Regions from separate parts of the Homo sapiens genome. Here region 2 is linked to region 1. Evidence: chromatin loops called from intact Hi-C (ENCODE). Cell type or tissue: HCT116. All regions are shown on one strand. Each heading gives the region's core, and the rest is flanking DNA. Links, peaks and the distances in the headings are about the cores only.

Region 1 (11,187 bases), core at 1,852-9,851:
TTTTACCAAGCATACTGCCTGCCTGTAAACATTTTGTTAACAAGGCACATCTTGCACAGCCCTAGATCCCTTAAACCTTGATTCCATACAACACATGTTTCTGTGAGCTCAAGATTGGGGCAAAGTTACAGATTAACAGCATCTCAAGGCAAAGCAATTGTTCAGGGTACAGGTCAAAATGGAGTTTCTTTTGTCTTCCCTTTCTACATAGACACAGTAACAGTCTGATCTCTCTTTTCCCTACACAAACCAAACTGGTTGTCAGAGTAGATAGTTAGTGAAGGTCTGAGTCTGTTCAGTGGTTTTATTAAACGCACTTGGTCAGAATAGTCATGATTCCACTAGTCATGATTTCCACCAAAGGAAAAGGAGTAAAATTAAAAAGCAGCAAATCCTAAATATTTTCAAATCTCTGCACAAGGGATAAGTGGCTTCCTGGATATCCACAAACACAACTGATTCCCTTATCAGGGCCTATGCTTTTTTTTTTTTCCAGTTCCTTTCTGTTAAAAAATTCCTATAGGAATTTCTGAGTTTCTAAAGCTTAGAGATGCAGGTAGATGCACCCTCTAGGATGATGCCATGAGTCTGAGACTTGTTAACCGTGATATAAATAAAGGGTTAAAAATCTTTTCTCCTGCTCTATGGATAAATTTATTTAATTTTCTAGCTCTGTAATTCTGAAAACTTGGTAAAGGTGGCATATCAGATGTGTTTCCAGGCAACATTGCTTATGGTAAAAATAACATCTAATTAGTAAACTGCATCTGAACTGGAAGGTCTGTAAATGAACTGTTTAAGTATCTGGTGGAAAGGCATAGCTTTGGGCTTCCCTAAGTGTAGAGGGTTCTTTCAACTAGTTATGTCCTTTGCTAGGGCCCTGGAAGCTGGTGCCAAAAGACTGCTACTACAGATAATGGCTTCTGTAGGGCATGAGGCTTTACTATGATCTAAATGTTTGTGTCCCTCAAAAATTCATATGTTGAAATCCTTACTCCTAAGGTAATGATATTAAGAGGTGGGGGGTCTTTGGGAGATGATTAGATCATGAGTACAGTGACCTCAAGAATGGGATTAGTGTTATAAAAGAGACCCCAAAGAACTGCCTTGCCCCTTCCACCATGTGAGGAAAGAGCAAGAATGTGCCATCTATAAGAAAGTGGGTCCTCACCAGACACTGAATCTGCTGGTGCCTTGATTTTTGACTTCCCAGGCCCCAAAAATGTGAGAAATAAATATCTGTTGTTTATAAGCTACCCAGTCTATGGTATTTCATAATAGCAGTCTGAATAGACTACCAGCCTAAATAGACTAAGACTTCTAAATCAAGGTGGTACCCATACTCACCCATTTCCTGATCTCATTCCCTCTCACCTGAGCTGTCACCAAGGGGGAATGGGGGCATGGAGTAAACCCTGGACTGCTGCAAGGGGTCTGCTGAAGAAACTCATCTGATGCTGCCATGCCAGCATCCTGTTTTTCCTGTCTGTTTATGCTTCTAAGGGAACCAATGCTATGGATGGCTTAGTAGGGTCTCGTGAGATTGTCTGTTTAAAGTCTTCTCTAACCAAGTAAGTGTCCATGGCTGCACACTTACATGCAAAGATTTTCTATTTGTTAATGGAGGTTAGACACATCAAAAGTACCATCTCTTAGGTTATAGATCAACACATTTCTCTCAGCACCAAATATCTTGTCCAAGAACTAACCAATAGTTCTGACTATTGGTTCAATGATGATTCTTATATTGAGACCATCAATGGTTCTAGGCTATTTGGAGGCCTGATGGTTGGAGTAGTTAAATTTAGCAAGTACTGTATTGACAGTGTTGACAATGATCCTCCCATGCAAATGGGCTTCTGCAATTTTTTTTTGTCTTTGTTATAACCACTTTAGATACTTCCTCAAAAGAGAAACTTTTAATTGTTTTTGTTTGTTTTTGAGAAATTCATGTAACGTAACATTTAAAAATTTAACCGTTTTAAAGTGTACAAGTCAGTTGTTTTCCATATATTCACAATGTTATACAACCATCACCACTATCTAGTTCTAAAACATTTCCATCGCCCCCAAAGAAACCTCATAGTTCCCAATTTTTTCCTCCCCCATCCCTGGCTGCTACTAATCTACTTTCTGTCACTATGGATTTCCCTATCCTGGACATTTCATAGACATGGAATCACATAATATGTAGTCTTTTGTGACTAGCTTCTTTCACTTAACATAATATTTTCAAGATTCATCCATGTTGTAGCATGGATCGGCATTTTATTCCTGTATATTGCCAAACAATAATCCATTGTATAGATATACCACATTTTGTTTATCCTTTTGTCTGCAGACGGATATTTGAGCTGTTTCTAATTTTTGGCTGTTGTGAATTGTACTGCTGTGAACATTCATGTACAAGTTTTTGTGTTAATTTTATGTGTTCAGTTCTCTTGGATATATATGTAGAAGCAGACTTGCTGGGTCACTCTATCTTCAACAAGAAGCTTTTAGTTTTTTCTTTGTATTTCATTTGGGTCATTTACTATCATGAAAGACCAGTGCTTTATATAAGACTAGAGAACTGCCTCATCAAAAATGCATCCAATCAGATGTTTGGCATTTTTTAAAAAATGTGTTTGTAAGATTCATTGTTGCCAGACGTGATGGCTCACGCCTGTAATCCCAGCACTTTGGGAGGCCCAGGCAGGCGGATCACAAGCCTCATCAAAAATGCATCCAATCAGATGTTTGGCATTTTTTAAAAAATGTGTTTGTGAGATTCGTTGTTGCCAGACGCGGTGGCTCACTCCTGTAATCCCAGCACTTTGGGAGGCCCAGGCGGGCGGATCACGAGGTCAAGAGATCGAGACCACGGTGAAACCCCGTCTCTACTAAAAATACAAAAAATTAGCCGGGTGCGGTGGCGGGCGCCTGTAGTCCCAGCTACTGCGGAGGCTGAGGCAGGAGAATGGTGTGAACCCGGGAGGCAGAGCTTGCAGTGAGCCGAGATCGCGCCACTCCAGCCTGGGCGACAGAGCGAGACTCCGTCTCAAAAAAAAAAAAAAAAAGATTCGTTGCAATTGATGGTTTGCAGCATCAAAGATAAATTGTTCTATATCAATAAAGACAGCATAGCCTGTGGTGGTCCTATTTCCTGACCACTGGTGATTATCTCTACCTTCCTATGGTAAAAGGCACTCACTCAGGATTAGATGGTACCAAAACCAGTGCTCCTTGATATGATTGCCAGGGAGGATGGGTCTGATTTATAGAAGACATAGACACTGGGGCTGCTGCCAGACTCAATCTAGGCTCATGCTTGTTTTTTCCTGATGGAGGTTGGAGTCCTGGGAAGAAGCTCCAAAGATTTTTTTTTCTACTTTCTCCTATTACCTATTACCTTAAGGATTGATTCTTCTGTTTATTTAATTTAGGATCTCTCCTTTATACAGTTGGATTCTTCAAAAGTTGGGCGATTCTTAAATGCCCATATTATAAGTGAAGGAATAGACTGAATAGTTTTGGTAGCTGAAGTGTCTATCCTTAGTTTAGGTGAGAATTTCTGTTCATCTGGCAGGGAAAGTCAATGCCCTGGTGTCTGTGAGTTAGTTGGGCCAGCATTGCACTTCCCTGGGCCAGATGCTCACTGTGGGACCTCACTTCTCAGAACTCCCATTGTAGAGAGCTCAACTCACGCACTAGCCTTGTTGACACTTATGAGGGTTATCTCTCTAAAGGCAGATGAGGGGGCATTAAGCCAGCTGTTCCTGCATCTTTTAATTCATTTTCTGACTGATAACTAACAATCTCTTCTCAGATTGTTTATTTACTTAGATCAGTCATTGTTCTACAAGTTTACTTAGATCAGTCATTGTTCTACAGGTACTCCTGATAAAACTTAGGATTTGCAGTCAGGAAGTGGGGTCCTCTCTTCTACCTCTGTGAGTCACAGATTCTCCAGCTGCCAGTATGTTGCCATCTGCTTTAATATCATCTAGAAATTCATGTTGTGAGCTGCTGATAGCACCCCTCTTGATTTTCCAGCATTGAGATGAATTTATTTTCATTTGTTTCTTCTGACATTTCAGTAGGATTTGGGGATGACGGAAAACATATCTTTGTAATTGACCTTTTTTTTTTTTACTTTTATCTAGAGCAGGAAAGTCCAATCCAACCTTTTATCTCCAGAAGGGCTTTCAAACATATGTGCTCAGGAAAAAACCACCAGGTTCACTTCTTCCTAAAGCACATCAGGTATAGTATACAAATGTAATGATAAATTCTTTGGTGACAAATAAATGCTTTTAATACACACAAAGCCAATTTACTTTTAAAAGGCATCTTATGATTGCCAAATAATATAAAATATATTTTATTTCTAATGAAAATTTCCCTTGAATTATATCTTTTTTTGTTTTAAAAAATTATTTGAGGTTGAAATGTAAGTCTATCTTTAGGCTATTAATCTTGAACAACACCCAGTTCTTTTGTGTATTTGATTTTCCTCTACGTTGTTTGCTAGAAGTAAAATCAGCCAATGAATATTTTCAGTGCTACTCATCTGTAGATATTTTGTTTTGTTATATATTTAAATTATTATATGTAATAGTATCTACTCAGAATTATTTTAATATATTTGCTATGACAATCCTCTAATCTTTTGGTGATAAAAAGAAAGATTTGAATAAGTATTTTATAGTACTCTCTAAATATTAGACAGTGAGAATTCTAAAAGATTTTTGTTGAAAACTAGGTTTTTCTGTCTTGAGAAAACAGGTATTATCTATGGATTTTCAGAGAACAGGAGGGGACAGAAATCAAAGCACTGGGGAACATTAAAAGCACTGTGCGTATTTAGGGTATAGCCGTAATCATGTACAGCAGGTGCTTCCCAGGCCCAGGTCACTGGGGAAGGACAATTGTGGGGTAGGCTTAATACCACAGTAATAGAGAATGTAGATTCTATGGGACTTTCTTGGTCCCATATCATATTCCCAGAAACATGAAGTAAGTTGGATGCTTAAGATAAAAAAAAGTTGGGTAACTTTTATTAAATATCGATATAGTATGGCTGAAGGAAAATCCCCACCCGTGCCCCAATAAACAGTTTTATTTGTCTCTTTTCTTGATAACATCCCACCTGAACACACCAGAACAGGGCATAATGCTCTCAGCCCAAGTACAGCTGCCAAGGATCTGGAGTACTCTGTTTCAACTCCCTTCTGTTTTCTCAACTCTGCATTGAAAAAAGCAATGCTCCAGCTCTGTGATCCACTTTTTGCTTCTCTAACCCTTTTGCCCTCTCCCCCTTACCCCCTCCCCCTCGTTTCCCAACACCTGAGTGGTTAACACTTCTTTCCACAGCCCTTGGTACTGCTGGCTGCTCTCACCTTGAACATGGGTTTCGTTACTTTCCTCTTCCAGTTATTGCCACAGCCCCTGCTTTACTTCCTGATGTCAAAATGAGCTGCATAGCTTCCCCTCCTTAGAATGGTCAGTCACCATTGCCTGAGTCTGGGGCCAGGTGACTACATGTAGATAAGCCATCCTTACTTGGCCTGCATCAACAGCTCTGCCCTTGGGTCCTGAGTGATAGCCTGTGCATCTGTCCTAATTAAGGAAGCCATTTTTTCCTCACTGTCTTATTTAGGCTCCAGTTTGCTTCTAGCTGCCTACTTTCCTGCTAGTTATCTTGAGCTCCACAGCAGTCCTGAGTGCCAGGAAAGATCCCCATGCCCCTGCCCTGGAAACACATGCCTCCCTTGCTCTCCAGAAGGAGCAGGTACTTTTCCTTCCACCACCACTCACCTCTCACCCCCAGCTCTTTGTAGCTGACTGTGGCAGAGTGCTAGAATAGAGACTTACCTGAGCTTCCTTGGAAGACATGAAAGAGCGAGCAGCCAGCCAGGGAACTGCTGTGGAAAAAGGGATGTTTTATGATAAAATATGTGAAATATTGTGAACAGTAACTATTGCCTTCACATTATCAGAGCCAGGATTAAGTCTCATGCAGGTGCTCATCTTCTTATCCTAATTAAATTACATTTTTTAGTAGTGGTCTAATTTATAATCATAGTGATTACACCAAGATTACTATTAGGGAAGTTATTACTATTATCCTCTGGAGTTTGTGTTGATACTGTTTTACAGTTGTTTTCTAGCCTTAAGATTAGCTCATAAGTAGTTATTAAATTTAATTACAATTAAATCAGTTTCTCTGATTTTTAATGATTCATCATCCTATTTAGATTGATAGAGAATTTAAAGTCCAGAAAGCCTTGTTTTCAATTGGATTCCCCGTTCCCAAGCCTATACTGTACTGCAGTGATACTTCTGTCATTGGAACAGAATTTTACGTAATGGAACATGTGCAGGTAAATTAACACTTAATCTTATTTTGTTGCTTTTACTTTTAATTATGAAGTTAATTAAGATGTTTTATTATGATACTTAATAAATGATATAGTTTGTTATTTAACATTTTAGGTAATTAGATTGCATTGCAAAGGTTTACAATTTTGTTCAAATTTGAGCACTTACAAAGGGAGGGATGGAATAGACAAGAAACAAATTTAGTAATTAGGGGGTATTGACTTATTCTTAAATTTTCCTCTAGGTGTCAGTAAAGAGCTATCTGTAATGGCAATAACCAAATTGTCCATAAGGTAGCAGGGAAAACAGACTCCACATAGGTCAAGCCATTAAGAACAATAAATTCAAAATGTGTTTTAAATTTTTTCTGTAAAATAGTTGAGAGTAGTTTTGATGTTTATATTCATCTTGGCATATCCTTTTATTTTCCCTTTGGCATGTATACTCTAATATTAAATATGTTTCACAAATGAATGTTTTTCTAGTATATTCGACAAAGTATTGATTATACACATTTAAATAATCTGTTGTAATCACTTCCATAGGGTCGAATCTTCCGTGATTTAACAATTCCTGGACTTAGCCCAGCAGAACGTTCAGCCATATATGTGGCCACGGTAGAAACATTGGCTCAGTTACATTCCTTGAATATACAGTCACTGCAGCTGGAAGGATATGGTATAGGTGCTGGGTACTGCAAAAGACAGGTAATGCATCCACATTAATAGCTATTTTTTTCAAGTTCTTGTAAATAATATACCTTATTAGTCAACAAAAAAAGCTATTATTGTATAGTTTTCTGAAGCTTGGCCATGACTTTTAACATTGTCCTTCAGAATGACTAGTTTTTAGTATAAAATTATCTTATGTTTTTATATTAGGTTTTGTTCAGCAAAATCTTCTGTTTTAGACTCTTAATTTTCCAATACTTTTAACTATACAGTTTTTTCTTCTTCTTCTTCTTCTTCTTCTTCTTCTTCCTCTTCCTCTTCCTCTTCCTCTTCCTCTTCTTCCTCCTCTTCTTCCTCCTCTTCTTCCTCTTCTTCCTCCTCTTCTTCCTCCTCTTCTTCCTCCTCTTCTTCTTCTTCTTCTTCTTCTTCTTCTTCTTCTTCTTCTTCATCATCATCATCATTTTGAGACAGAGTCTCCCTCTGTTGCCCAGGCTGGAGTGCAGTGGTGCAATCTCTGCTCACTGCAAGCTCCACCTCCCAGGTTCACGCCATTCTCCTACCTCAGCCTCCCGAGCAGCTGGGACTACAGGCTCCCGCCATCACGCCCTGCTAATTTTTTTGTATTTTTAGTAGACATGGGGTTTCACCGTGTTAGCCAGGATGGTCTCAATCTCCTGACCTCGTGATCCGCCCGCCTCAGCCTCCCAAAGTGCTGGAATTACAGGCGTGAGCCACCATGCCCGGCTTACAGTTTTTTCTTTCTCAATTGGACTAGCAGACATTTATTAAGCTTGACTGTGTGTTTAATACCTGCTGAGTACTGTGTTAAATATCAAGAAAAATATACAATAGGTTCTTCCCCACAGGAACTTATGGTCATTTTTGAGAGACCTGTACATGCATGTCATTCACGAAACCTGAAAATGGTATAAAAGAGTGTAAAATCTAGTGGTAAATTGTTTGATACTCACCATGATTCAAAGGGTGGAAGTTGGGATGCCCTTGCTTATATAGAGAAAGCTTCCTGGGAGAGATATCTTATAATGAGTATTTAAGGAAAGATAAAATTTGGAGTGATGGAGATCATTTTAAATTAAAGGAAAGCAATACTAGATATATATGGGGCTGCTTTCCTTTGTAAGCATATCATTTTGTGGGGGTTAAGGAAGAGAAAAGGGAACTAAAGTTTAGAGTGTACTCACTATATGCTAGGTCCTACATGGCAGAGTGAGTTGTCGGCCTCTCTTTTTTGATCTTTACAACAACTCTAAGATATAGGTATTATTACTCCCATTTTGCAGATGAAGAAAGGGAGGCTTGCATCAATCAAGTAATACACAAGTAAGTGGCTTAGATATAATTTAAACCCAGGTTGATATGACTAGATAAGACCAAGTAAAGGTCTTTGCTCTATTGCACTAAGTTGAGCAAAGATACCTCGGGAAATGGAGATAAAAAAGCAAATAAACAATATGGTCCCACCTGTTGGAGGACTTTACGAGTAAGTTGATTTGTTTGCATTCAATTCTAAGAACAATAGAAGATCTTTACACTATTCATACCTGTAAAATATTTAGAAAATTCTGTGGGTAATAAGAAAGAGTATTAAAATGAAAAGTAGGCTGGGCGCGGTGGCTGAAGCTTGTAATCCCAGGACTTTGGAAGGCCAAGGCAGGCGGATCACGAAGTCAGGAGTTCGAGACCAGCTTGACCAATATGGTGAAACTCCGTCTCTACTAAAAATACAAAAATTAGCTGGGTGTGGTGGTATGCATCTGTAATCCCAGCTACTTAGGAGGCTGAGGCAGGAGAATCACTTGAACCTGGGAGGTGGAGGTAGCACTCCAGCCTGGGCAACAGAGCGAGACTCTGTCTCAAAAAAAAAAAAAGTAAATGTCTTCTTTTTTCTTCTAGTCCCCATATTCCCTTTTTCAGGGGTTACTTATTTCTCGTGACCCTTTCCAGAGATTATCTATGCCTATATATTTGTGTGTGTGTGTGTGTGTGTGAGAGAGAGTGTGTGTGTGCGTGTGTGTGTTTGTATGCATTCTTTTTTTTTCTTCTACAAAGTAGTTGCTGAATAAAGACTAGAACCCATATCTCTTGATCCCTAGGCCAGTATTTTTCTCTTGATAAAAAACTAGGTAAGTAAAATGGAACTATATGGAAAAGAGACTTAAATGTTTAAGGTTTAGGCTGATTTGAGTGTTTTAGGATGACAGGAGTATCACCAGCATGGGTCTTAAGTATTTAGGAGTAAAACAGCATTTGAATTTTGTTTTAATTTTAGAATTGCTAGATCCTACATTCCAGTTTCAGCTTTACCATTTTTCTTATTTATATGTCTTTAGGTATCAACCTGGACAAAGCAATATCAAGCTGCAGCTCATCAGGACATCCCTGCCATGCAACAGCTATCGGAGTGGCTAATGAAGAACTTGCCCGATAATGACAATGAAGAGAATTTGATTCATGGAGATTTCAGACTAGATAACATAGTTTTCCACCCTAAAGAGGTACAGTTAGCTATGTTTACAATTAATTGAGTAGGTCTGTTTTGTGACACAGTACTAAGTAAATGCTCCCCCCAGAGCACTGAGGGAGCCCAACCCACTCCCTGTTCCCCTACAGCTCAGGACTGTCGTCACCACTCAAAATTTTTAGAAAGGAGTCCTGCAGATTTTCCAGCATAAGTTAGCTGCCTACCTTTGAGACTGGTTCTAATCCCAAGTGGTATCTGGTTTACTGCTTAAAAGGATTTGGGAATTTTACATGCATGATGCTGTTTTCTTCAAATAAGTTTTCATCTACTAGTTACAATATTTAGCTTATCCATGTTCTTGCTGTTTTTTCTGGTTCATTTATACTTCTTTGGGGTTTTTAGCCCTATCTCATGAAGAATTTATTATTTGTTTATTATAAACTCTGAGAATAGAGAATTCCAAAAGCTTCTTGAGGCTTCAAAAGAATTACATGAGATTAATATAACCTTGCTCAATGTAAATGTGCATACTGTATTCTTTATAAAGAGTATAAACAAATGAAAGCTGTAATCCTCCACTGAGCACCTACAATGAGGCCTAGGATTACAGTATAGTAGGAATGAATCCTGCTTCTGAGAGGAGGATTTTCTGGGTTCATTAGTTTCTTAGAATGCTAAGATGTTTTAGGGCAGGAAGAGCTAGTGGCACTGATGAATTCTGAATTCTAACCTTGTTAATTATCTACCCTGAGATTAGAAAAATTAAATATGCTAATTTATAATCTAGATAATTATAAAAGCATATGCCTGAAAACATAGCAGGATCTGGCCTGTATTTGATCTGTGTCATTTAATTAATATTTTAGTCGAGTCTACATAATATTGAGTCTCTATAGTAGATAACAAATTAGAACCCACTAGACTTGGAGTTCCTTTAAAACAATGACTGTATCTTATTCATCTTTATATTGCAGGTGCTTATATGATTCTGATGAATCTATGTTGAAGGGATTAATTTTAGTTAATTATTCACTAGCAACTATTTCCATCTCATAAATTTATGCTTAACTTTCATTCCCTAGCAGTGTGAACTTAAAGCATGTTATTCAATCTCTCTCTGTGCCTCTATTTTTATTTTAACTTTTTGTTTTGAAATAATTAGAGTCCCCAAAAAAGTTGTAACAGTGTTATAGTACAGAGAAGTCCTGTGTATCCATCATCCAAATTCTGCAAAATGGATATTATACAACTATGGTACATTATCAAAGCCAGGAAATTGACATTGTGTACCTTTTAAAATTGAAAAAAAAAATTCTGAGTTGCTGGGCAGCTAAAATGAAACAGTCAATGTGGAGCAACTAGCTGGTACCTGGCACATCAATGATGCTCAGTTTATTTCAGGTACCCTCATTTTTCCATTTTTTCCCCTTCATTTTTCTCTCTGACTTTTCTTAGACTACTTGTCAAGCTTCTTCAGAAAAATATTAGGGTATAAGTAAATGCTTCATAATATGTACGAAAACCTAAACAGTGGTTGTAGGGGATAGAATTATAGGAGACATAATTGTACATTTCTGTAATGTTTAGGGTTTGATGTTTTTTGGTTTTTATTTTTAAAACAACAGCATGTTTAATTTTTGTCATCAGAAAACACAACAATTAAGAAAGAAG
Region 2 (11,187 bases), core at 1,797-9,796, 210 kb after region 1:
TGTTTCTAGAGACAAGGTTCAATTAACTATTCTGAAACAACAGAAAATTTTAATGTTGGCCATTTATTTTTTACATTAACACTGCTGATGAGTACTTTAAACCTAGATTAGAATTGGCCATATAAAATAGGTAAGTATAATAAAAAGTCTCAGTGCCATTTAATAATGTATATAACCCAATGAAATGATAACTATCACCATCTGGAAAATGTAAACTCTTTCAGGGAGAAGTTAAGATTCAAGGTGTATACACTGAAATCAACAGAACACTGTTGAAAGAAATTTTAAAAGATGTAAATAAATGAAAACACATGTTCATGAATCAGAAGACAATGCTGTTAAGATGGCAATACTCCACTAATGGATCTACAGATTCAATGTAATGCCTACCAAACTGTCAGCTGCCTTTTTTTTTTTTTTTTTTGAGACACGGTCTTACTCTGTCGCCCAGGCTGGAGTACAGTGGCATGATCTCTGTTCACTGCAGTCTCCGCCTCCAGGGTTCAAGCAATTCTCCCACTGCAGCTTCCCAAGTAGGTAGGACTAAAGGGGAGCGCCGCCATGCCCAACTAATTTTTGTACTTTTTGGTAGAGACAGGATTTCATCATGCTGGTCAGGCCGGGCAGCTGTCTTTTAAAAAAAAATTAACAACTGACTCTAAAATTCATATGGAAATGCAAGAGACCAGGAATACCCAAAATAATACTGAAAAATAAAATTCAGAGACTCGTATTTCTAAGTTTCAAAACAGCACAAAGCTATAATAATCAAGACAATATGGTACTGGCATAAGGTTAGGCATACAGGATCAACAGAACAGAATTATGAGTCCAGGAAAAAACTAAACAGTCATGGTAAACTGATTTTTGACAAGGGTGTCGAAACAATTCAAGTGGAAAGAACAGTTTTTTCAACAAATGATGCTGGCACAACTGGATATTCACATGCAAAGGAATGAATTTAGAACCCTACTTCACACCAAATACAAAAATTAACGCAATTAAAGCTATACAGCTCTTAGAAGAAAACAAAGAAGTAAATCTTTGTTAGCTTGGGTTAGGTAATGGCTTTTTAGATTACCAAAAGCACAAATGGCAAAAGAAACAATTGATAAATTGGATTTCATCAAATTAAAAGCTTTGTGCTCCAAACAATACCATCAAGAAAGTAAAAAAATCTGAAGAATTGGAGAAAATATTTGCAAATCATATACACGGAACTTTTATTCAGAATATATAAAGAACTCTCACAATTCAGTAATAAGACAACCTAATTTAAAAGTGAATAAATGACTTGGCTGAGCGCAGTGGCTCACACCTGCAATCCCTGTACTTTGGGAGGCTGAGGCGGGCGGATTACTTGAGGTCAGGAGTTTGAGACCAGCCTGGCCAACATGGTGAAACCCTGTCTCTACTAAAAATACAAAAATTAGCTAGGCATGGTGGCATGTGCCTGTAATCCCAGCTACTCGGGAGACTGAGGCAGGAGAATTGCTTGAACCCATGAGGCAGAGGTTGCAGTGAGCCGAGATCAGCACTCCAGCCTGGGCAACAGAGTGAGACTCTGTCTCAAAAAGAAAAAAAAAAAAAAGTAAAATAAAAAAAATTTTTTTAGTTACAGTGAATAAATGATTTCAATAGATTATTTCATCAAAGAAGATACACAAATGACCTACAAACACAAGAAAAGATACCCAACATCATGAATCACTAGGGAAATGAAATCAAAACTACAATGAGAAGCTACTTCGTACCTACACTAGGATGGCTAAAATAAAAAAGACAATAAGTGTTGATAAGGATATGGAGCATTTGGGACTCAGACATTGAAGGTGGAAATGTAAAATGCTGCAGCTACTTTGGAAAACAGTTTGGCTGTTCATCAAAAAGTTAAACAGAGTTACCACATAACCCACCAATTCCACTCTTAGGTATATACACAAAACAACTGGAAATATGGAAACATTCACAGTGGCATTATTCATAATAGTAAAAGAGTAAGAACAACACAAATGTCTGTCAGTTGATGAATGGATAAACAAAATGTAGTATATCCATACAACAGATTATATGACATTAATGAAATGAAGTACTGACATGCTATAATATAGACGACCTTGAAAACATTATGCTTAATGGAAGAAGTCAGTCAGAAAATACAGCATTTTGTATCATTCTATTTATATAAGATGTTCCAAATAGACAAATCCAGAGACAGGAAGTAGATTAACGCCTGCCAAAAGAGGGGGAAAAAGGGAGTTAACTGCTGATTTGTAACGCAGTGTTTAGAGGAAGTTTTTTGCAGGGAAGGCGAGGTGATGAAAGTGTTCTCAAAACAGTGATGATGGTTTACAACTTTATGAATACACTAAAATCCGCTGAATTGTATACTTTAGAAGGGTGAATTTTATGGTATATAAGTTATGCCTTAAAGCTGTTATAAAAACAAAACCAAGTCTCAAGGCCTAAAAGAATTACGCTAAGAGCACACAAACAGTTGTACTCTGAATTATTACGAGGAAAAAAGAGGATAGTTAAGTCTTAGTCACTACTCTAAGAACATTACCAAAAATTTTGATGATCACAGTTACTTACAAGCTCACAAATCGAAAAGCATTGCAGTAAGTTTGTTCTTTAGAATGTATCAGTATGTTATAATCATATTAAAAACGGAAGTCATATTATGATGACCAAAGTAATCTACCACTTGAGGAAAAAATAAGGATTATTTAAAGATATACTTTTCTAAGGTTGATTCAAAGAACTAAAATGACTCATACTACCCTGGATATGCCACTTTTCTCCCTAACTTCACTCATTGAAACTAACTAGGGGGAAAAAAAATGAGAGACAAGTATTCTAAAGGGTAACAACTATTCTAATTTAGGAGTTCATACAATTGAGCTATTAGACAACAAAATCAAATATTCAAATCTTCCAAAATTATAGGCAGTTTGCTAATGCAAACCAGAAATACTAGACAGCTCAGATGTATACCACATCCTAAGAAGTTACCACTCCAGTGACTAAAAAATGAAAAGTTGAGAGAAGAAACACTTACTGGCTTTGTGCATGTGTCACATTTTACCTTGTGGCACGATTCAGAATAATGTGGTCACTGATTTGTAAAAGTGTGACACACTCATTTTACTTATTACTGATCAAAGGGACCAGAGACTAAACTTTTGTAATGGTCAACAGATGCCATTCACTGAATACTCAATATATTTGAGGCATAATTTTAAAACTTTCATACATGCCATATCACTTCATTTAATCCTTACAAAAATCTGAAGGGTAGGAATTACCAACCATCTTACAGACAGGAAACAGAAGCACTTACATTTTGGTCTGACTAGGAAGCTACTAAAAAATGCCATCACTCCCTCCCAAAGAAAATATATTAAACCCAATTTTTAAATTTCATTACAGGCCTAAAAAAAGGTTAGACTTCACTAGAATGGCATATTTTCTCCGACAGTCAAACGGATATGAAAATGTTGGCTACAGACAGGTTAGTCACTGGGTAACAAAGATGTAGGGTTAACACTCTGCTACTACTATATAACCTCATCATTAATTGATAGCATACAAGAGCGTGGATTAACTGGTTTACTTTCCTTTTAACTGTCACTTTTAATTCTTACCAAACTCCTTCCCAAGAAAGATACTGAAAACTGGAAATGTCAAAAGAAAAAAAAATACATGTAGCATTTACATTTATAATATGCACGTTTTTCAGAAGAGAAGGGCTGTATAGCCTGAGTTGTGCAGTATTATTCAAGATTATGAAACACAGTAATGTTTAAAATATTTTATAGAAGCACAGAAAAAAAAACCCAACAAGAATACTTACTTCCCCCTCCATGAATGTTTTGTTGTGTAGAAACATGCCAGATCCTTATTTTCCCTAATTATGTTCATTTTGTGCTCAAACCTGGAAGATAAAAATATGAGGGCACTTAGTACATGTTATATATCTTTAATCTTTCCAAGATTCCCCTAAGAAAGGTAGCAAGATCGCTCTCTCACTTTCACAGCCTGCCGTATATCCTTTACAAGACCATAAGGTTTTGTTTTTTTTTTTTTTGAGATGAGTCTCGCTCTGTCGCCCAGGCTGGAGTGCAGTGGCACGATCTTTGCTCACTGCAAGCTCCGCCTCCTGGGTTCAGGCCATTCTCCTGCGTCAGCCTCCCAAGTAGCTGGGACTACAGGTTCCTGCCACCACGCCCGGCTAATTTTTTTGTTTTTTGTTTTTTTTTTTTGAGATGGAGTCTCGCACTGTCGCCCAGGCTGGAGTGCAGTGGCGAGATCTCGGCTCACTGCAAGCTCCGCCTCCCGCGTTCACGCCATTCTCCTTCCTCAGCCTCCAGAGTAGCTGGGACTACAGACGCCTGCCACCACGCCCAGCTAATTTTTTGTATTTTTAGTAGAGACGGGATTTCACCGTAGCGAGGATGGTCTCGATCTCCTGACCTCATGATCCTCCCGCCTTGGCCTCCCAAAGTGCTGGGATTACAGGCGTGAGCCACAGCGCCCGGTCAAGACCATAAGGTTTTTAAAGACGGGGACTGGTCTATTCAACTCTTTATCATAACCTTTAGCACCATATTGTGATTGTCCAACTCTCTCCCACACTGGACTGTGTTTCTTGAGGACCAGAAATGACCTCTATCAACATCCCCAGTGTACAGAATTTTTAAAATGTCAAATAAATAAAGCTTTAAATCTGACATTGCCAAATAATGCCATGGCACACAATGGATACCTAAACACATTTTCCAAGAGTCAAACCAGTTCCAAAAGTTTTTTGGTGAGCTACTAAGTGCTGGCCATTTTGCTGACACTACCACTTCAAAGGGGACCTACTATAAATAAGGCAATTTAAAAATAATTTTCTCGCTGGCACAGTGGCTCATGCCTATAACCCCAGCCATTCTGAGGCTGAGGTGGGAGGATCGCTTGAGACCAGGAGTTTGAGACCAGCCTAGACAACATAGTGAGACGTTCTCTCTCAAAAAATAAAAGTTAACAGGGCATGGTAGCATATGCCTACACTCCTAGCTACTTTTCAGAAGAGAAGGGCTGAATAACACTATTGAGTAGTGTGGTATTATTCTGAGGCTGAGGTGGGAGGATCACTTAAACCCAGGAGTATGAGGCTACACTGAGCTATGATTGTGCCACTGTACTCCAGCCTGAGTGATAGAGTGAGATTCTGTTTCTAAAAATAGAACAATTTCCTCATTATAAAAGTGATATAGGTCCACAGTAAGAAATCTAAAATGTTCAGAAAGCAAATCATCATTCGTCCTTGTATCTGAAGATAATCATTTTAGCCTTCCTTTTTATATTTAGAAAAATCCTTATTTAAACAAGATTGCCATTTGTACTGCTTAACCTGTTTGCAAAGAATGTTAACCTTTCCCCATGTAATTATTCTATAAGAAAATTATTTTTAAGGCTATATGGTATTCCACTTTATGAATATTCCAGAACAGTGCCACTCAAAGCATAGTTGCAAATGGTTTGTTTCCAAGCCACATCAAGGAAAGTAAAGAAATTGAGATTAAGTGTTTAGAAACTTCTATGGCGGTTTGATTAATGCACTCCTCTGGTTGAACAGGATATAGAACAGATCAAGATTGTTGAATCTGTGTGATGACTCACTCGTGGAATCAGCCTCCTAACAGTCACATGCAATGAAACCACATTATGTACAATATTCATTGACTGTAACTTAGTATATAAAATCCAGAATCCATTTATTTCATCTAAAAAAGGTAAACTTAGCTAATTTTACAGGATAAATTGTTGGAACTGGCTGCTAATGAAAGACTGATAGGTTTTGAAAATACTGTATCACTTACTTCATTTTGAATAAAAGTTAAATATGGTTATTTCTTTTGTGACTTAGCTATTTCTCCCTTGCCTTAATAGTTAGAAATGCACTCTAAAAAATATTGTAGAGGCCGGGAGCGGTGGCTCATGCCTGTAATCCTAGCATTTTGGGAGGCTGACATAGGTGGATCACCTGAGGTCAGGAGTTAGAGACCAGCCTGGCCAACATGGTGAAACCCCATCTCTACTAAAAATACTAAAAAATCAGCCGGGCGTGGTGGCAGACGCCTGTAATCCCAGCTACCCGGGAGGCTGAGGCAGGGGAATCTCTTGAACCCGGGAGGTGGAGGTTGCAGTGAGCCGAGATCGCACCACCGCACTCCAGCCTGGGTAACAGAGCAAGACTCTGTCCCCCCCCAAAAAAACAAAAACAAAACAAAACAAAAACAAAAAAATTTGTAGAAAATACACCAAAGTGCTAATACAAACTGAATAGTTGGAATTCTTTAAGCTTGCTTTATATCTTTTTATACTGTGAATACTAAGTCAGCAAGTATTTTTTACATAATTAGAAAAAACTTTTCAGAAAAAAAATTTTTATAACGGCTTGAGACATAATTCACATACCACAAATTCACTCTTTTAAAAAGTATACAATTTGGTGATTTTTAGTGTATTTAGAGTTCTGCAACCATCACCACTATTTTCGGAACACTTGCATCACCCCAGTAAGAAACTCTGTTAGCGGTCACCCCCCATTATACCTCAGCCTCAGCACCTAGCAGCCACTAATCTACTTTGTCACTGTGGGTTTGCTTATGCTGGTCCATACTGCCAAGTAATATTCTGGTATATGGATATACCTATTTTATCCATTCGTCAATTGATGGACACGGGTGTTGTTTCTACCTTTTGGCTATTATGAATAATACAACTATGAACAAGCATATATGAGTTTTTGTGTGAACATACATACTCATTTCTCTTAGGTATATACCTGAGTGGTAAAAACATTTTTTAAAAGATACCCTTATTTTGAAATTGCTGTCTTCATTCGTCCTGCTTGTTTTTGTGTTATTACCAATTATCGAGAGCCTTTGTACTATACATAGAACGCTCACCCCCTGGATATTTATATGGCTTATACCTCTATCTCCTTCAAATCTGTGTTCAAATGTCACCTTTCCAATGATGCCGACCCTAAACATCTTGTTTTAAATTGTAACCACCCTCTCCTCATTCTACTTAAATTGTAACCACCCTCCTCCTCATTCTACCCTATTCCCTCTTACTCTTGTTTTTCCCCCATAGCACTTTCCACATTCTAATGTGCAATTTATTATTCACCTAATTCTACTGGAATATCCAGAGAGAGGTAGTTTTGTCTGTTCAGCTCACTATTGTTTCTACAGAGGCCACAAGAGTGCCTGATACAAAACAGGTGCTCAAAAATAAGTATTTGAGTTAAGGAATAAAATTCAGCAAATACATGGGCAATTCTGATATCTACTTCAAACCTGATGCTCTAACAGGGACTCCCAAATAGGGTTTTGTCAAACCTTCTGGAAAGGCATCAGCAATTCATGCTTTGAAAAATAACAAAAGGAACCACAAGTAACACCAAGTTTAAAGAAGCTTTTATTGTTACCAGAAAGAAGAAATTTCTTACAGTCAACTAACATCTTCCTGCTAGTGAGTATAGGGACAGCTAAATGTAGTCCTGACAGTTGGTATGGTGTTTTGTTTGTCTGTTTCTGGATTTCATACCTGGGATGACCAAAGCACCCAACTAAGATTTATTAAACCCAGTAAGAATTATCCCTGCCTTCTGAATCTTTTGCAGTAAATGATATTGCTGAAAAGAAACCTGGGCAGTATCTCTGAAGACTCACCAAAAAAGGGAGAGAGAGAGATATATAGGTGTACGGATATTTTTCCCCTATATAACTGAAGAGTGGAACAATGGGAAGAGAAAGGCAGATAGAAAAGGTGAATGGCTGATACTGAAGAATGGGGTTTGTATTCCTAGTCTAAACTTAAGATATTGGAATAACTGACTCTGTACCAAGGGCCTATCTTGGGAAAACTGAGAAACAAGAAAATGTGTTGAGTGGAGACTGGTTGATAAAATTAAGGATCTAAAAATTAAAATGAAAGGCAGAGAAAAATAAAGATTTTAAAACGACAACCATAAAAAACACGGGGCATGACCCAGAAGGAATAAAGATCCCTAATAAACCCATAGGGGGGAATAAGAACAAAATAATCTCATAATAACAAAAGAAATATAAGAATTATTAAATAAATTTTTTAAATAATTTAAAAAATAAACACCTAAAGAATGACCTCATAGGTACCACTGATTTGGGGTTATAGAACTCCAACAGACCTTTTGGGACATGAATTAAATAACTTTACATCAAGAAGGCTTTTGAAGGTCTATAAACCTGAAGATGATGAAAGCACCAGACTCCAGAGAGTCCTTAGGACAGATAAAAGGAGTATGAGAAGATATAACACATTAAGATAAAAGTAAACTACCAATGACCTGGCCTATTAGAATAAATATTGTATTCCTGATGCAGATGAGAATGCTGACAGAAAACTAGTGTAGGAGGAAAGTAGTAGTACTTCAGTTCTCCAGAAGTTCATATCATCAGTACAAGTTCCTATGTCCAATATTTGCACACCTGATAATTTTCTGTCTCTAATATTTAAGAAAGCAACAAGTGATGTTTTACTCTGCATCCAATAAAAGGCTAGTAAAATGGGCTTTTTATGGAAGAAAATTGCTCCTCTATTTGAAAAGCCTGTCTTCAACTACATTATATTTATGTAAGGGTATATCTGAGAGGTAAGGGAGGGAAGAGACACCCCACTAACTAGCCAAGTCAACCCCAGAAATAGTGGAATAATTCAATGCTATATTACCATCTGCCTAACCTCAAAATGGAAATCAGGATAATGCTTTTCCATTTTAAAACTCCATTGAAGACTGCCTTTAATAAAGGTAGGGAAGCAAGGTGACTCTAATCTGAAAATTTATGACATGTCCTGAAATTATTAAACAACTTATATTGAATACTCATCACATGTTGGTGTTCAGCCTATGCATTTACCATGCATTTATTTCATTTTGTCCCCATAACAACACTGCAGTACAGGTATGACTCTCATTTTATTGACAAGAAAACTGATAAATCACTTTTCTAAGGTAACACAGCTGGTAAGCGATTGGGCCAGACTTTGGACTAACCTCCTTAACTTCTACACCCTAGGTTCTTAACCTAAACTTTAATACCTTCCCTCAACTTTAAGGAAAAAAAAAAACTTCACCCTGACCATGTAATTACAGATGTATCATTTGACTGCAAATTCCTGGAATAATTCAGAACTAGTTTCGGTTATTATCTTCATCTGGACAGATGATACTTGTTAGAAATAACTTTGAAATCTACAATTTTAAGCAGTAAAACAAATTACCATATTCAACATAGGACAAAAGAAATAAAAATAAGTCTCCAAAGCTGAAATATTCTATCATCTATAAATAAACTTTCAAAATATTTCCTTCTTTATATAAGCTTAAAAAACATTTTTTGGCTGGGCGCCGTAGCTCACGCCTGTAATCCTGGCACTTTGGGAGGCCGAGGTGGACAAATTACAAAGTCAGGAGTTTGAGACCAGCCTGGCTAACATGGTGAAACCCCGTCTCTACTAAAAATACAAAAATTAGCCAGGCGTGGTGGAGAATGCCTGTAATCCCAGCTACTTGGGAGGCTGAGGCAGGAGAATTGTTTGAATCCAGGAGGCAGAGGTTGCAGTGAGCCGAGATGGCACCACTGCGCTCCATCCGGGCTGACAGAGCAGGACTCCGTCTGGGGGGAGGTAGGACATTTCTTGACAAAGTGTTCAAAACAAACATACAATGACAAAAATTTGTTACCAATATATGATCTCAGGATACTCTTTAAAGAGAGTTCAATTACTCTAACCAACATCGAGCTTTTAAAATAACCAGATTGGCTAGGCACCATGTCTCATGCCTGTAATCCTAGCACTTTGGGAGGCTACTGTGGGAGGATCACTTGAGTCCAGAAGTTTGAGACCAGCCTGGGCAACATGGCAAGACCCCCATCTCTATTTAAATATAAATTTTAGATGAAAAAAAGATAAGATAACCAGATAAATGAGATCTGAGGCTGAGATCTATTTCCCGGCAGTGTAATATTAGCCTATCCACATTTTCAGGTAAATCTATTTTACATTCTCAGTAAAATCTTAACTATTGTTTGATAAAGTCATTTCAGCCAATGAATGGCAAGTGGTCTGGAAACTGCATTAACTCTTTTAGACCACGAAGATACTTTTAGACACGCACGTAACTCGCTAATGAAGGTAATGGCAATGCACAAAGATCAGAAAATGTACCAACTATGTATCATTCAAAGTGAGAGGTAGAATAATTTCAAGATAATAATTGGCAAATGAGTGAAGACAAGTCTAGAGGTCCTCCAAGTACAGTAGTCAGGAATCATTCAATCTGGGAAGACCCTGGAATACCTCCCTAGGGCACTGATCACAGAGCTGCCATTCCACATGCTATACGTTAACTAGAGACTAGCACAACAGGCTACATTAACATTCCATTAAAATGATGTTAATAATCTATTTATTACCAAGATAAAGCTGGAGAATTTTTATAACTGCCATTTACTGGCTGCGTGACTTTGAACAAAAGTTTCTGAATTTATCTGAATTATAGTACGTCTATAAAATAGGAATAACTGTCCCGAAGGGCTATGGTGAGGACTAAATGAGATAACCCAAAAAAAGAAGTTATTTTGGGTAATTCTACTATATCTTATTTTCAAGAACTTACCAGCTCTTGTACCTAATACAGCATTTTGGGGGGAAATTCTATTAAATTACTTGATTTTCTCTAAATCTTTTATTAATTTCAATCCCTCTAGTATGCAATAGATATCACCTAGAATGTTCACCTTCAAAAGTACAGTGTTCTATTGATTTAATCAGCATTCACTTTTACTTAACCATTCAAAAATAACTATAACAATATATATTTCTTAAACTGAATGATGTACATGAGGATGCCATTTATTATTGTTACTGTCATTATTATTTTATTGTTACAATTTATGTTTCCCATAAAACGTTTTTAAAAAGAAAAAAATATTGCCGGGTGCGATGGCTCACGCCTGTAGTCCCAGCACTTTGGGAGGCCAATGCAGGCAGATCGCTTGAGTCCAGGAGTTCAAGACCAGCCCAGGCAACATGGCAAAACCCTGTCTCTACTAAAAATACAAAAAATTAGCTGGGTGTCAT

What was found. Hi-C counts contacts between places; a loop is a spot of excess contacts. Peaks named below come from ENCODE experiments on the same cell type or tissue, not always from the same donor. Only the 100,000 strongest peaks of a DNase experiment are listed, where the experiment ranks them.
Region 2: it touches region 1 in a loop (2.1-fold over the local background); 1 of 110 quality-filtered maps calls a loop at or near these places.

What each region holds. Positions count from the first base shown.
Region 1 is chr3:132,637,855-132,649,041 of GRCh38, reverse strand. It overlaps ACAD11 (acyl-CoA dehydrogenase family member 11), which reads left to right. Exons shown (of 20, transcript NM_032169.5): 2 at 4,146-4,245; 3 at 6,240-6,365; 4 at 6,909-7,070; 5 at 9,386-9,550. It overlaps NPHP3-ACAD11 (NPHP3-ACAD11 readthrough (NMD candidate)), which reads left to right. Exons shown (of 45, transcript NR_037804.1): 27 at 4,151-4,245; 28 at 6,240-6,365; 29 at 6,909-7,070; 30 at 9,386-9,550. It also overlaps the pseudogene HSPA8P19. Among named protein-coding and RNA genes, the nearest start is that of ACAD11, 16 kb to the left of the region's middle. RefSeq lists a silencer at 7,592-7,782. In HCT116, for the core only: a CTCF peak has its summit at 6,612 (motif pointing right); a DNase peak (open chromatin) is centred at 6,601.
Region 2 is chr3:132,427,288-132,438,474 of GRCh38, reverse strand. DNAJC13 (DnaJ heat shock protein family (Hsp40) member C13) reads right to left here. Exons shown (of 56, transcript NM_015268.4): 2 at 3,857-3,937. The coding sequence starts at 3,924. Among named protein-coding and RNA genes, the nearest start is that of DNAJC13, 15 kb to the right of the region's middle. In HCT116, for the core only: no CTCF peak of the experiment used is centred there; a DNase peak (open chromatin) is centred at 5,674.